Regions from separate parts of the Homo sapiens genome. Here region 2 is linked to region 1. The links are chromatin loops, found by intact Hi-C in ENCODE. Cell type or tissue: heart left ventricle. All regions are shown on one strand.

Evidence for each region. A loop is a pair of places that touch in the nucleus more often than their neighbours do. Peaks named below come from ENCODE experiments on the same cell type or tissue, not always from the same donor. Only the 100,000 strongest peaks of a DNase experiment are listed, where the experiment ranks them.
Region 2: it touches region 1 in a loop (2.9-fold over the local background); 12 of 110 quality-filtered maps call a loop at or near these places.

Annotation. Positions count from the first base shown.
Region 1 is chr15:77,102,916-77,110,915 of GRCh38, reverse strand. PEAK1 (pseudopodium enriched atypical kinase 1) reads left to right here. Exons shown (of 10, transcript NM_001385026.1): 10 at 1-2,758. Among named protein-coding and RNA genes, the nearest start is that of TSPAN3, 36 kb to the right of the region's middle. In heart left ventricle, a CTCF peak has its summit at 3,063 (motif pointing left); a DNase peak (open chromatin) is centred at 3,655; H3K27ac peaks cover 1,579 bases.
Region 2 is chr15:77,830,013-77,838,012 of GRCh38, reverse strand. No RefSeq gene overlaps it. Among named protein-coding and RNA genes, the nearest start is that of LINGO1-AS2, 170 kb to the right of the region's middle. In heart left ventricle, no CTCF peak of the experiment used is centred here; no DNase peak of the experiment used is centred here; H3K27me3 peaks cover 1,302 bases.

The DNA.
Region 1 (8,000 bases):
ATAAAGAGGACTAGAACTTCAAGAAGCCTCCTGTGCTGGCTGAGGTGAGCCCTTTTGGTATATGTACACTACTGGGTTGCCTAGAAGCCAATTCATGAAGAATAACAGCAGGATGAGAAAAAGAGTCACTGTAACCTGTGGAACAACAACGTAAGAATCACCAACCCCTAGGCTGAGCTAGAACTGGAAGCCAGGAATATGGCAATGAGTTTCAAGATTTGCCCTCAGAAGATGAACTGGGTGAGGTATGGGTTGAGGTGAGGGCACAAGCACTCATCCTACCTACCCTGCTGCTGTTGAGGAGCTAGAAGTAAAACATATTGGTTAGGATTTTAACAGTTGGAGTAGCCTCCCATTATCAGATTAAGTGGGGGTCACTTTTGCTTCCAAACTCAGAATAAGTTTGTAAACATGGGAAAGTCTAAGCCAAGAGATCTAAAGCTCTAGAAATATTAATGACATTTCTGGGAGTAAAACTACTAAAAATTATATCTTAAAAGTTTCTAGTAGTATGAAGTTCCCAGGCCAGGCGCAGTGGCTCACGCCTGTAATCCCAACACTTTAGGAGGGCGAGGTGGGCAGATCACCTGAGGTCAGGAGTTTGAGACCAGCCTGGCCAACATGGTGAAACTCCATCTCTACTAAAAATACAAAAATTAGCCGGGCATGATGGCAGGCACCTGTAATCTAAGCTACTCGGGAGGCTGAGGCAAGAGAATCTCTTGAACCCAGGAGGCAAAGGTTGCAGTGAGCCAAGATCACGCCATCGCACTCCAGCCTGGGAGATTGAGCAACTTCGTCTCAAAAAAAAGTTTCCAGGAAAGATCTTTGGGTCCTACTAAGCGTCTCAATTTTGAGTTATGAATACTTTGGTTCAGGGAAGTAACCTGACATTTGGTTTTGCTGGAATTAGGGTTTTCGCTAGATTTGACTGCAATTAGGATTTCTTCTAGATTTTACCAGCAGTGATCTGAAAAAGTACAGGCTAGTCACAGAAATAGAGATGGATTTAGGATACTACACTATATTTCAAATGATTCTAGATGTGTAAATATAGTATGAACATTCTTGGAGAGGGGTGAGACAAACTGGACTTGCTGGGCCAACCCTGGCATGTTTTTCATTCTCCTCACTAGTTGACAAGGATTGAAAATTCCGCTCCAGCCTAATGAGTGAACAGGATGGCTGCCCACAAAACCAAGTTATTAGCTTTATGTCATCGAAGCTCATATTCTCAAAGGCCCAAAGTGCTGTGCCGAGACAAATCCAAGTGCTGCTCTTGCTGAAGTGCGCACTGAAGTCCAGCTGTCCGTGCTTACAGCAGTGCCAAAAGTGGGGATTCCATGGACCAAAAACGGTGCCATAAGGGAAGCCAGAAGAGTTGCAGTGCAAGATCCTGGGAGAGATTATACCAAAGAAATCAAGCCTTTTTATCCTGATGCTTCTAAGATGATGAGGGTGAGCTGTGACAGATGCTGTGGGAGGGGAGTTCACATACATTCCATGTCAAGGCATTTAGCTGATAAATCCATCCTCAGAAAAGCACCTTTTTAAAAAGAAGTCCATTTTGTATATTAGAAGATGATGATGATGATGAAGATGAAGAAAGCCCTGGCAGATACAAAGTTCCTCAGTATTTAAGGAGAAGGATCTCTTCCATGTCCCCTTGACATGACTGTGGCTATTGCCCAAACCTCAGCTTGAGAACATCATATAATACTGAGAGCGGAAGATTTTTTTAAAGAGATATGGTAGTTTAAATAGGTTTGTTTAAAGAACTCTTGGGAAATTTCTTAACAAATTGTAATTGTTTTTATAAACCTTCCTACAGAGTTGTGTACCATTCATCATCACCATCATTTAATATCTGTAAGTGCCCAGAAGGTACAAGGTGCTATACAGCCGTTAAACACCCCCTCCCTGCAACTGTTTAAAATTAGAATAGATTTTTGCATCAACCACTGCTAGAAGCTTTCCCCACCTAGGTGGGCTGCAAGGGCCTGCATTCCCAACATCCCATTACATGTTTCCCACTCCAGAAAGTCTCTGGGTTTATTCCAGCTTTTTATCTTGACGTGTCCCATTCACCCCCATGGTTTGGTTTGGTTTGGTTTTGTTTTTTAAATCAAGAAAGTTTCAGGGAATCAAAAGAGGTCGGACATTTTTTAACCTAGCAGAAGTACAGAGTCATATATTTTGCTACGAATATTGTTGTAGTACAGAAAACCCACTTTGCCCGTTAGTGTGTGGATAGTATGTGTGTGTCCGCACTCATGATAACTTGAATGTTGAACCAGACATAGGGTTCATTTTTGAAAGGTTAAACCACACTGTTTCAGGAACTTGCTCCAAATACTACTTGGTTATCCCTTCCTTTACCAGTTAGAACTAAAGAGTGTGATGTATGAACACACTGGGTTGGGATTTTCTGTTGAGGATATGCAGGGCATTTTGGCATGAGGCAAATACAGAAGCAAGATTTCATTCTACTTGGTGATTTGAATCATGACAGTCCTCATTCCAATCTCTCTTTAATTCTCTCTGGCCCTGCCCACACTCTGTATTTGAAAATCTTGTTTTTGCTCTTTCCGGAGCTTCACCCCTCTACTTACATATTGTAAAGTTGTATAAATCTATCATTGAAAGGTCCTCTCTGCCAGCAGTGGTGCCACCCTTTGGTTTGCTGTGGTACTTTGCTGTGTACTCCGTGGCATCATGTTACTGTGTAAATAAATTCATTTTAATACACACTAAAAAACAGACAAATGCTTGTCCTTTTGGCGACTCTTCCACACTGACATGCTGGGGAGGGTTTGGTTGCAGACATGGTTATGTCTTGTCCCCCCAGGGTAGGTGCCCTGTCCATAACACAGGAAATGATGGCTTTCAGCCTGTGTGTCTTCTGCACTCTGGGTCCTCATCCCCTGCTGACATGGATTATATTTCTCTTTATTCCCTGTCTAATCTGAGGAAATCAGGCCCCAAAGAGAAAGCAAAGGCATTCTGCTTTTCCCAGACCTCAGAAGGCTGCAGGTTTGCTGTGTGAGATCGCCCTCTGGTGAGCAGTCACCTGCAGGCTTCCTGGGTTTGTACTGCATGTTGAGAGGCTTGGTTAGCTGGCTCTGGCTGACCCTCTCCGTGGAAATCAGAGCTATTCAGGTAATATGAGCGGGGACAGGGCCTGGTACTGCATCATCTGCAAGATTCGCATGCCTTTGACACAGTGATACACAGGGGCCTCACAAAGGCAGACAAGCTAATGTGTGGACACTTCAGCAGCGCAGAGGAGGCCTCCTGGCTTAAGCAGGAAGAGTCAGCAGTGGTAGCAACAACTGCCGCATTATGAGAGGAGAATAGATGAAAAGGCAAACATGTAGATCCTAAATTTAGAGCAGATTTTAGAGCACCAAACCCTTTACAGTGGACACTGTCTCCAACCCGGTGTCTCTGCTCTTCTCCACTAGCAAGCACTCTGGAATTTGCAGATGCTGTTTTTAAGGCATACCCCAGAAGAGTGGCTGCCAGACTTGAGGTTTATGTTGCTGAGGAGCAACATAACAGAACCCATGTTGGTGTGGACCCAAAAGCTCTCTGTGTGTTGCCTGGGCCCAGGAGGAAGGGTCAACAGCAAGCCTGACCAGACAATCCCCAGGGACACAGGCCCTGCCTGCTGCAGCTGTGTAGCCTGCTTGCTGGAGAAGAGCCTAGAGAACTTCCCTTCTAGTTGTCAGCACAACACACTGGCTTCTGGGGGAAAGGAAGCAAAGAAAAAAGTAGGCAGTTGGGGTTGGGAGGTCACAGAAACAGAGCGTACCAGGACCGGGCTGCTGTGTGAAGCTCTGCTGGCCTGAGTGGTCACCGTGTGTGCCAGGCCAGGTCTCACTAATGCAGGACTCCATAACAACTGATTCAGTACTGACTGAGTGATTAAATTAAATATTAAAAGCTGAAGGGGCCACTGCCCTTATACGAAGGCTGAAGTGTAACAAAAGCTCCACTGGGAGTTTTGCCTAGACCTTTCCTGGGCCTTGAAGCATGACAAAATAGCGAAGGAATTCTTAACAGGACCTGTTTAGGATTAAACAAGTTTATCGGGGGTCTGAAGGAACTCCCCATACCTCCATGATTTAGCAGGAGACAAGATTAAGGGTAATCACCCCAGCACTTGGACCCATTTAGATTAAGTAAACTTACTGAGGCTCCAGAGGAAGGTCTTCAAGACTCAGACCTTAGTTATAGATTGAAAGAAGTTGGCCGGATGTGGTGGCTCACACCTGTAATCCCAGCACTTTGGGAGGCCGAGGTGGGCGGATCACGAGGTCAGGAGATCGAGACCATCCTGGCTAACACGGTGAAACCCTGTCTCTACTAAAAACACAAAAAAGTTAGCCGGGCTTGGTGGTGGGCACCTGTAGTCCCAGCTACTCAGGAGGGTGGGGCAGGAGAATGGCGTGAACCCAGGAGGTGGAGTTTGCAGTGAGCCGAGATTGCTCCACTGCACTGCAGCCTGGGTGACAGAACAAGACTCCATCTCAAAATAAATAAATAAATAAATAGTCACTTATGTCTTTAGATGAATGCACACTTACACGTAGACATATAGCTTAGAAGGTATATAAGATGTGGGAAACCGTAATTTTGAGTTGATCTGGCAATAACTTCGAGGCCTTCTCCCTGTAACTGGTTACAGAAATAAAAACTCCCTTCTCTCCCGGTTCATCTGCATCTCGTTACTGGGCCGCAAAAATAAGCAGCCTGACCCCCAGTTTGGTCCAGAAACACCTGGAGCCCTGAAAGGATACAGGCCAGTGGATGGTGGGACCAGTTCAGGATTGCCCAAGCCAGACTCCAGGTGAGGTGGAACAAGGCCAGAAAAAACACTAAGTTTCTATTCTTCAGTGGGATCACTTTGTCCTTTGGTGTAACTGGAGAGCCTGGAGATAAATTATCCTATTCCCCTTCCCCATCACATCACCCAGCGTGGGATTCATTCCTGAGAATTCCATTAGTGGTCCTCAGTGATGCCATCCTGTCTGACTCTGGGTTGTCCGGAGGTGATGGGCCACTGACAGTTGGATGGGGCCTTTGGCAGCTCCATGCCTGCAGAGTGTTGTCTTTCAACCTAAGCCACAGAGAATCTTGATTTCTTTCCTGCCCGGAGTGAATTGGTGTGGGGAGCTCTCCATTGCCTGGGGTTGTAAGTGTGTACCTTCTGCTCCAGGAACTCTTTGCCTCCTCTCCAAGGCCTAGCAAATTATGCTTCCTTATAAGTGAGTTCGCACTCTCTTCTACAAGGGAAAGAACTTCATTAGTGCCATAGGAGCCAAGAACTGCAGTTGGCAGATCACAAGTTGTTGTTAAGAGCAGCTCAAGGCAATTACAGCTGAAACTTAAAAACTGGATTTCACACTGGGTGGGGGGGTAGGAGGGAATTTGTTGCCAAGATCCAGTTCTCTCAAATTTGCAAACCTCTAAAAGGAAATAGGCTTTTTGGACACAAACTGACTTCCTTGAGATCCCAGATAAACCTCTGTACAGGTATGTGCGCGCACGCGCGCACACACACACACACACACACACACACACACACACACACACCAACTAATGGCTCCCTTGCCCTCTGGGAGCTGCATGGAAGCAACCAGAAAGCTGAGTGATAATGCTGTGAGGGCTTCTGAGGAATCTGCAATTATAAGGACCAGGGTCCTCTAGAGAAGTAACTCTCATGCAGGAAGTGGGGGGTATAGGGACTTGGGTTTTCCCCACCAGGACCACCCAATGCTCACCAGCCCACACTTGAGCTGGAGTCAAAGATAGAGCAAAAAACTCCAAGCCTATGGTTCATCTTTGCCCAGGGTTGGGGGATGGGAGGCAAATTGTACCTCAGGTAAAGAGAATGTGGAGGGATAAAGTCACCAGGCCCCCCAGGGAGGGGCAAAGTTGAATGCCTTGAAGAGCTGAGATGCTCCTCTTCCAGGGTGAAGGAGTCTGTCTCTAGAAAGCCAGCCCTGGGGGTGCTTTCCCATGAACTAGCTTAACAGCTTAATTTTATCTTCACAATCTGGTGAGGTGGTTTCTAGAATTATCCCCATTTTACCCTTGTGAAAACAAGTCAGAGAGGGTTTGTTTGCCCCAGATCCTTAGTAAGGGAACTACGATTTGTCATCCAGCAACCGTACTCCACCTCCCAGCTTCCTGGAGTGAGGGACAGTCCTCCCTCACTCTCTAGCTGTCACCCCAGTATCATCAGTGGCTTCTTGGTGTCCAAAGAAGAAAAATCCAATTGCTGAGTCTGTGTCCTCCACCTCTCATGCTTATTGCTGACCAGATGTTGCAGCAGCTCCACTCTCCAGGCTGGCCTGGGAGACATGCATTGAAATTCTCTGCACCCGCATCGTTCCTGTTCTTTTTCTCTCTGTTCTTCAGGGCCCCATTCAGCCAAGAAGCTTTTGGGATGATAGCCATCTGAAATCACCAACTCACTCCCCAGCTTCAGCTCCTGGCCTGGTGTGTGTGTGTGTCTGTGTGTGTGCACCTCCCTTCTCGTGAGCTCCTCCAGGGAGGCCATGGCTTTAGCTGCTCTGCCTGCTGTCCTTGGTGTCTGACTCAACTAACAGGAAGAGAGGAGGAAGAGAACCACCCCTGGCTGCTCCACTGGGCCAGGCCCTGGTCCAGGCTTTCCCACACATTAACCTCATTTGCTCTCCACTACAGCCATTTTACAGATGAGGAAACTCAGAGTGGGTAAGAAACTTGCCTAAAGCTGCATAGCTGGTAAGTGGTAGAGCTGAGATTCAAACCTAGGCTTGAAGCCAGTTCTCCCCACCACCATACGAGTCTTTGTCTATTGGCTTGTTTTTGTGCCAGCGGATAGGCCCAGGCCTATGGGTGTTTGCTCCAATTGTGACAGACTGGGGTAGCCAAGGAGTGCTTCCTGATGTGGGCAGAGAGTGTGAGTGAGAAGAAAGCGCTGGCTAGGCTGAGCAGTCAGATCTGTAGCTTCCCTGTAGGGCCAGCACCTTTCCCTGTCAGACCTTCACTGAACTCCTATGGGATCGCCAGGCCAACACAAGGCATTAGCACTGGCCGTCTTTGAGACATTTCCTCTCAAGGCCCCTGAGCAGACTTGCCTGTTTGCTCTCCATCTTCCCTACAGAGGGGCCTCCCAGGACTGCTTCTGGAACCACAAAGGCAACTAAGTGGCCAACAGCTGCCACAGAGCAACTGACAACCTTCTTTTCCTTTTTGTCTTTTTCTTTCTTTTTGGTTAATAATCTGCTTTCCATTCACCTACCCCCTCCACTCCCACCCTGTCATGGTAAATCAGGGTTGTAAAGTCCTCAACCCCTAAGAGCTCCATGCTTGAGCAAATATATACAAGACATACGCATATAGCTGTAGGGTTCCACTCTCTTACAAAAATTAGATCTTATTGTGTACAATACTCTGCAAATTGCTTTTCTTACTTAACAATATATATCATTGGCCAGGTGTGGTGGCTCACGCATATAATCCCAGCACTTTGGGAGGATCACTTGAGCTCAAAAGTTAGACCAGCCTGGGCAACATGTTGAAACTCCATCTCTACAAAAAAATACAAAAATTAGCCAGGTGTGGTAGCATACACCTGTGGTCCCAGCTATTCAGGAAGCTGAGGAGGGAGGATCACTCGAGCCCAGGAGGTCGAGGCCACAGTGAGCCGTGAACTGCACTCCAGCCTGGGGAACAAAGTGAGATCCTGTCTCAAAACAAAAACAAAAACAAAAGCAAAAAAATCATGGACAAAGTATTTCTTAAAAGGTAGCTTCTCGCACTAAAAATAATAGCATTACATAACATACATATATACAAATTTTATTATTATTATTTCCACTTCTTCAGGCGTTCAGTCACATAGGGATGACTAAACAACAAAATATGAGAAACTACTGAGAAGTATAAAAGATGCACAGATACAGAGATGAACTATCAGGTTGTCTCAAATTTTAGTGAAATTTGAA
Region 2 (8,000 bases), 730 kb before region 1:
TCTATGAAGCAGAGTTCCAGGGCTGTGCTGCTCACATAGGAAATGCCCCCTGGAGCTGTGCAATGGGGCCTGAGAGCTCTTCAGAGCAGTGGTCTCACAGCTTTACAATGGGCCCGGAAGACCTAGGGAAGCAGACAGCCCCCTCCTAGGATCTGCCTGCTGCATGCGCACCCAGGCCAGGGCAAAACCAGTTTCAGCCGCGTCTAGTGCTCCCACTCCTGGCACCCAGGTCTCTAAGTAATAACCCCAAGCTCACGATGCCTGGACCCTTGACTGAACACATCTGCCCTGATCCGGACTGGGAGCTCTTGAGAGTGGGGCTTGGACCTCTGCTCTTCCCCCTCTTTCTCTGACCAAGCACAGGGCTGGGCACACAGAAAACGGGAATCACGTTGGAAGAAAACTGTGAGATTAAAATACCAAAGTCTGTCATTCCTCTACTGAAGAGACATTTACTTATCAGCCTTTAGCTGTGCCCTGGACCTGACCAGGCTGGCGGAGACATGAGGACGGAGCAGACGGACCCTGTTCTCGAGGGGTCACAGCCTTGTGGGGAGACAGACATGTAAACACACAGTGAGAGTCCAGTGTGACCAGAGCTGGGTGTGCAGGAGGCCTCGGGAGCACAAAGATGAACAAAGAGGGCACCTGAGAGGGCTTCCTAGACAAGGTGATCCTGGGGTTGAAAATTGAAGAGTGGGTGGGGGCTTACCTGGTGGAGGTGGAGGGAAAGGCATCCCAGGCGTATATGCAAAGGCAGGAAGGTAAACAAGAGCCGGGCCCAACACAGGATCTGCAGGCTTGAGTGGTGCAGGGGAAAGAGCCCTGGACAGACCAGTTGGGTCCCAGTCCCATCTGCTTGTAAGTACCTGAGTGACCAAGGACAAATTCTCCCCTGCCTCCCTTTCTCTGGGCCACCGTTTCCTGATATGTGTAGTAGCAACTGGGCTACATCATCCCCAAAGCCCCTCCAGCTTGGAAGCTCTTGGCTTCTCCCAGATGTGGCTGGACCCCTGCCTACCTTCCAGAAACACACCCTCGCCTATGGGTGCTGGGGCCCTCTGGGGAACGTGGATAGGTTGGTTCTGGTTAATCTAGGCTTAACCCTCCGAGTGCCAGAACCTTTCACTTCATTGCAAATAGTTCTCCCCCATGAGCAGACTGAGAGTTTGGGCCCACCTTCCTGGGAATACCAAGGTTGAAATCTGCTGGGAGTGTGGCTGAAACGGGACCCCTCCACTGGATAGTTCTCTGCTCTGGCCTGCCTGGGTGACGGAGGACTTCTGAGCTGGGACTGTCCTCTTTGAAGACAGCCAAGCCCGACCATCTCTCTTAGCATGGGTTTGCTTCTTTGAGCCCACTGGCTTCTCCCTTTTATAAGCATCACCAGCCAATCAGCTCATGCATTCCCTCCCATGAGAGAGAAGTGACCAATCATATTTGGTCTGGTTTCTCCGTTGCTAGGTGCAGGAGGCTGCCTCCTCACTGCTGAGGGGCTTGGATTTTATAAGTCCAATCCTGGGTCTGAGCTGATCCCAAAGGTTGGGGGCTCCAGGAAGATGGATTTAAAATTCCCTGAGCATAGTATCCAGCGGGTTCTGCCAATAGTCGGGGCTGAGGAATTCAGGGAAAGGAGAGAGCAGCTGGCAGTCCTGGAGGGCTTCCAGGAGAGGGCACTGAAGGAGGCGTTTTCAGGCCCTTCCTGGCCCAGCCTGGGCTGTTCTTTTCTCCTTACAGAGGGGCCTCATCAGACCCCTGCCAGCAGGCTCAGCACTCCCATCCTGGCAGCTTCAGGATGCCTCCCTGCCCCGCTGTCAGTCCTGGGACTGTCCTGGGCCCTGGGCTTGAACCTGCTTCAGGACCCTTTCCCCCAGCCCTCACCCCACTGACACCCAGAACTCCTGTAGAGGGTTAGGTATGGGTATTACCCCAAGTGTGAGCCTGGGTCTAGGCACACTTCTATGGCTCCAGAGGTTGGGGATGGAGAAGACCCAAGAAGTGACATGGGAAGATTCAGAAAGAAGGGGAGGGCGTCCCAGGTGGGGAGCCCTGTGTGAGCAAAGGCTTGGAGGCTTATGAGTGTGTTTGTGTGTATATCTGCCTGTTTACGCATGTGTGTGCATGTGCTGGTGTTTCCATACATGCCTTGGGCACGTGTGTGCGTATGTGTAAAACACAGAGAAAGGACATCGGTTCTTTCATGTCTTAGGCTTGTGGATTTCCTCACCTCTCCAGTCTCCCATGACGAGCCTTGTTTTGGGTCCTGAGCCCCAGCTCTCTGTGAGCCTAGGCCCCTGAGCCTAATTCCCATCCCTGCCTACCCCACCAATGGAGCAATTTCTTGATTAAAAAATCAATGAGACTGCACATAACAGAGCCAGCATCACCTCCAAATGGAGAAAAATCCAACTAGTCCATCATCCATTCCCACTACCAAAGCCACTAGCAGCCTACCTACAGCCTAGTTTGGCCCTTTCTGGGGACTGGGGCCCTGCTCCACCACAGAATGTCAATCAAAAGTGTTCACTTGCAGCCCTGGCAGCATAGTGACCCTGTCTCTATAAAAAACAAATGAATTAAGGCTGGGCGCAGTGACTCACGCCTGTAATACTTTGGGAGGCTGAGGTGGGCAAACCACTTCAGGTCAGGAGTTTGAGACCAGCCTGGCCAACATGGTGAAACCCCATCTCTACTAAAAGTATAAAAGCTGGGCATGGTGGCACGCAGCTGTAGTCCCAGCCACTCAGGAGGCTGAGGCAGGAGAATTGCTTGAACCTGGGAGGCAGAGGTTGCAGTGAGCCAAGATTGCACCACTGTACTCCAGCCTGGATAACAGAGCGAGATGCTGTCTCAAAAAAGAAATAAATGAATTATCTGGGAGTGATGGCATACACCTGTAGTCCCAGCTATTCAGGAGGCTGAGGTGGGAGGATCGCTTGGGTCTGTGACGTGGAAGCTGTAGTGAGCCATGGTCGCACCACTACACTCCAGCCTGGGTAAGAGAATGAGACCCTGTTGCAAAAAAAAAAAAATTTTTTAAAGGCCTACTGAGGATGGAGAGTTGAGTAAAATCAGTGCTTCCTCTGCCCCCAGAATCCTGGTGTCTTGCTCTTCACAACAGCCTGGTGTCCTCATCTGTGCTCAGGCCAATTCAGTCTGGTGGAGCACAGGAGGAAAGGGCTTGCCTGTGTTCCCTGGGCTGCAGGAGGGATCAGCTCACTGACTTGGGGCAGCAGAAGGAGGCCTGGGCTGAGGTCAGGGCCCACCCACTTAAGACTCTGTCCCTTCTGAGCCTCAGTTTCTACATCTTTAGAAGGGGACCATGATGCCTGAGGCTCAGATGCGAGTGTATGGAAAGGATGTCTTATTCCGTTTGTGCCACACTAACCAAATGCCTGAGACTGGGTGATTTATAAAGAACAGAAACTCATTTCTTACAGCTCTGGAGGCTGGGAAGTCCAAGATCAAGGTGCTGGCAGTTTTGCTGTCTGGTGAGGGCTGCTCTGTGCTTCCAAGGTGGCGCCTTGAAGGCTGCATCCTCTGATGGGAGGAATGTGATTTCTTTTCATGGTAGAGGAGTAAAAGAGGGTGATCCCACGCCCACAAATACCACAAGCCCCCACTTTTTTTGTTCTTTTGAGACTGAATCTCGCTCTGTTGCCTCGGCTGGAGTGTAGTGGCGCCATGTGGGCTCACTGCAACCTCTGCCTTCCAGGTTCAGGCAATTCTCCTGCCTCAGCCTCCCAAGTAGCTGGAATTACAGGTGTGTGCCACCATGTCCAGCTAATTTTTTGTATTTTTAGTAGAGACAGGGTTTAACTATGTTGACCAGGCTGGTCTCGAACTCCTGACCTCAGGTGATCCACCTGCCTTGGCCTCCCAAAGTGCTGGGATTACAGGCATGAGCCACTGGGCCCAGACAGCCACAAGTCCTTTTTAAAGGCCCTAATCCATTCATGAGGGCAGAGTACTCATGACTTAACCACCTCCCTAAAGGTTCCACCTTTCAATATTGTAGCACTGGGAATTAAGTTTCAGCATAAATTTTGGAGTTGACAGAAATACTCAAACCACAGCAAAGGGGCTCTGGGAACTGGGAAGTGCTGGGCCTGGGTCCAGGCACCCCTCTATGGCTCCGGAGGTTGGGGATGGAGAGGACCCAAGAAGTGACATGGGAAGATTCAGAAAGAAGGGGAGGGTGTCCATGGTGGGGAGCCCTGTGTGAGCAAAGGGCTTACACTGTGCTGATATCCACTGAGCCTGGGTCAATGGGAACATCTAAGGGCAGAAGCAAGATGTTTGGCCCACATGGTACTTTAAAAAAATCGAATTAGTGGCCAACCTTTAAAAAATGGGCATTTTCTGCACAAAGTCTGAATTTTGGCTTCTCTTGAAAAATCGGGAGGCCTGGCAGTCCTGAGACTGTGTGCCCATGTGGGGTGGCACTTCCCTAACCCCCTCAGTGGGCCCACTTCCTCTTAACTGCCTAACTCCTGGGGGATGGGTGACACTTGTGACCCCTGACCCTTTTAGAACATATTAACATTTTCTGATGAATCTTTTTCAGTGGCCCAGTCAAGTGAGTGGCCTGTGGTCAAGTGGGTGGGAAGGAGGGCACAGCTGCCTCCTGGACCCCTCAATGCCCACTCCCTCTCTGTTTCCCACTCTCAGCCCTGGCAGTGTGCTGGGTGCCCGACTCCCTGCCAAGCAGGGAGCAAGGAAGAAGTTGTGCCTTGGGGGGTGACTGCTTTTCCTCTCCAGGAAAATCTAGCACCTTGACCATTACCCACACGGCATTTTCTCTGAAGGCCCAGGGAGCCAGACGGACAGGTTCTCCCAGAGCAGGTGTAAGCAGTGCCAGGCCAGGCATTCCTTTTCCCCTTGACCCCTCAATGTAGGTTTCAGGCAGAGATGCTGTGGCCACCTTGTGGGCTCAACCATTTGGGGCAGGGCTGGCACAGCTGCTCTCATCAGGCTACAAAAGGGCAGACTGGAGTTTCCAGATTCACCCCTTCTCAGCTGTGTGACCTTGGGAAAATGCCTTGACCTCTCTGAGCCTGTTTCCTCATTTGTAAAATCTCTACTTCCACATGCTATCATAAAGATCAAATGGGATCAAAAGTGTGTAAGAGAATGGCCTGGTACAGGTCAGGAACACCGTTGGTACTCTGTTTCTGAAAGGAGGAGTTGAAGGTCCCCAGATCCAGTGGTGGAGCCAGCATAGTTACTGTGCAATGGAGACTGATTAACGAGGTCCTGTGTCCCAGCTGGCTGGGGCTAGATATGACGACAAGAGTGAGGGGCATTTTCCCTGGGCCTTGCCCCTTCTGAGCTGGGGTAGCTGGGAGAATGTGGGGGTGAGGAAGCAAAGAGAAGAGGCATAGTTTCTCCTCTCTCCCTACCCCCCACCTTTGTTGTGGGTGCATAGCCCCTTCCCCATGAGCTGGGCCCCTTTCTTAAATGGGGAGGGCCCCTGCCTTCTTCAACAGCTAGAATGTGGCTGCCTGGTTTCCAACTGGGATGGGGAGCCTGGGGGCCCAGAGAAGTGGAGTGTGGAGGAAACAGCTGGCCTCATAGTCAGTTTGTCATGGAGCTACCTCATGGGGCTGCCCCTCCAGGACCTCACAGTACAGCCTCTCTAGACCTTTACCTAGTTTTAGTTTGAAAGCACAAGAGGGACAAGGATATTCCAGGTCCCCCAAGGCAGGGGGCTTTAGCACAAAGGGGATCTCCGAAAGGAGTTGAAGGCCCTTGAATCCAGTGGTGGAGCCAGCATGTTTACTCTGCAATGGAGACTGATTAATGAGGTCCTGTGTCCCAGCTGGCAGCCTCTAAAGGGAGAGCTTCCTCCCCTTTTCCCAGAACACTGCCATCTGGCCGCCTTTCTAAGATAGCGATGAAGACCACTGCCTTCTTCCTGGGTGTGCTTTCTGGAGCTGCAAGTTGGGGGTGCACAACAGGGTGTGGTTGCTGTCCCAGAAGAGGGGGCTGCCCAGGGCAGATGACAATAGTGGTAGTGACGACAATAGCTGATGACATTTACTCAGCCCCGTGCTAAACACCTCCTGCTGCACTCACCCCAATTCTGCGGTTACAGAACAGCCCATCTCATTAAGGCACCTTCATCACATGGAAATTCAGATGCCAATGGAGCCATCCACAGGGAGGAGAGAGAGGTGCACTGATTTATGAACTTCGCAAAGTGACCCTTCTTGCCGGGGTGGGGGGATCTAAGAAACAGCTCCCCCTGTGTGTTTAGAGTAACAGTCCATGTCCAAAATGTCGATTTTCCTGCCTGGATTTAAAGAACGTGTTTAGAGAACCAGGTCAGCTTTGGGGTCTCCAGACCACTGGCCTACAGCCAGGAGAGGTATTTCAGAACCCTGAAGAGTGCCTCAGACTCCAGGAGGTGGGTGGAATGAGGAGGCTGGTTTTTTAGAACTGGCTGGTGCTGCCGGGCAAGGTGGCTCACACCTGTAATCCCAGCACTTTGGGAGATGGAGGCAGGTGGATCACCTGAGGTCAGGAGTTTGAGACCAGCCTGACCAACATGGAGAAACCCCATCTCTGCTAAAAATACAAAACTAGCTGGGCGTGGTGGCACATGCCTGTAATCCCAGCTACTTGGGAGGCTGAGGCAGGAGAATCACTTGAACCTGGGAGGCAGAAGTTGCCATAAGCTGAGATTGAGCCATTGTACTCCAGCCTGGGCAACAAGAATGAAACTCTGTATCAAAAAAAAGGGAGGGGGTGCTGGGCCCTGAAGGAACATGACTTGCCCAAGTCATTCAGTGGGTCAGCCTCGCTGCCTGGGGCTATATCTCCCCAAGCAAAGGCAAGAGCAGGAGCAGCCCAGCTTGCTGCTCTGTGCCAAGTCTGCAAAGACACAGGTGTCTTATTTTCTGCATTCTAAAAATTGTGAGCAAGTAGTAGCTGTAAGTCAAATCTTATCCCCAACACCATCCTGCATAGCTCTGGGCTTGAGAGCAGCCCTTGGTTGTTTTTATAGGCAGGATGTTGAATGATTATAGTCACAGCCTCTGCAACCTCACTGCCTGAAATTAAACCTGGACTCTGCCACTCAGGCTGTGAGACTTTGGGTGCATTAAGCACTGTATGCCTCAGTTTCCTCATTTATAAAATGGGGATGATACTCACTTCTACATGTTATTGTGAGAATTAAACATATATATATATATAAAACTTAGAGCAGTGGTTGGCATGGACTTATTGCTGTAAAAATGTTATTTTTAACCCCAAGCATTCTGCCTCAGCTCTGATGCATGGCCAGGTTTTTCCCATGGTACCCCTGGTCTTACCTCCAGGGTCAAAGGCTCGGAATAGGCAGATATTCCTTGGGCTCGTAAGCCACTGGAGTGTCTGCAAGGCTGTCTAAGGAAGTATTAGTTTGGGAGATTGGAGGCCCCACTGCCCTGGGCCGGGGAGTCTGGGACCTTGAGATGCTGGACCTTGGCACCAACTTCCCCGTTCTTTCTTCTTTTTCATAGTGGTTCCAAGAATGGTCTTTAGAGCCAGAAAGATCCAGGCTTAAATCTTGGCTCTGAGGTTTACAGGCCATGACCTTGGTGAGTCATAATTAGCCTCCTGGAGTCTCATCTGTGTATGGGTCTAACAGTATCCTTGATGTGGTTGTTTAGAGGATTACAATGAGAAAACGTAGTGCAGGCTGAGCACATGTGCATGCTGTAAGTGCTTCGTAGTGGTGGCTGTCACGTGGTTGTTATCCTGACGTCTCTGTCTCACTTTGGGTCTCTGCCACTCCCCTCTCCCTCCCAGTGGGTGAGGCTCTCCTTCCTTCTTCTTGACTTCCAGGCTTGGAAGCACCAGAGAACTTGGAGGCTTTGGATCTGGCCCACCCAGACTCAAACCTCAGGGAGAGAGGCTTTTAGAAGACAAGATCGGGGGCTGGTCTATTGTGGCTCATTTCCTGTGACCTCACTCCTCTCTGCCTTGTCTTAGTGTCAGTGCTCTGGATTTCT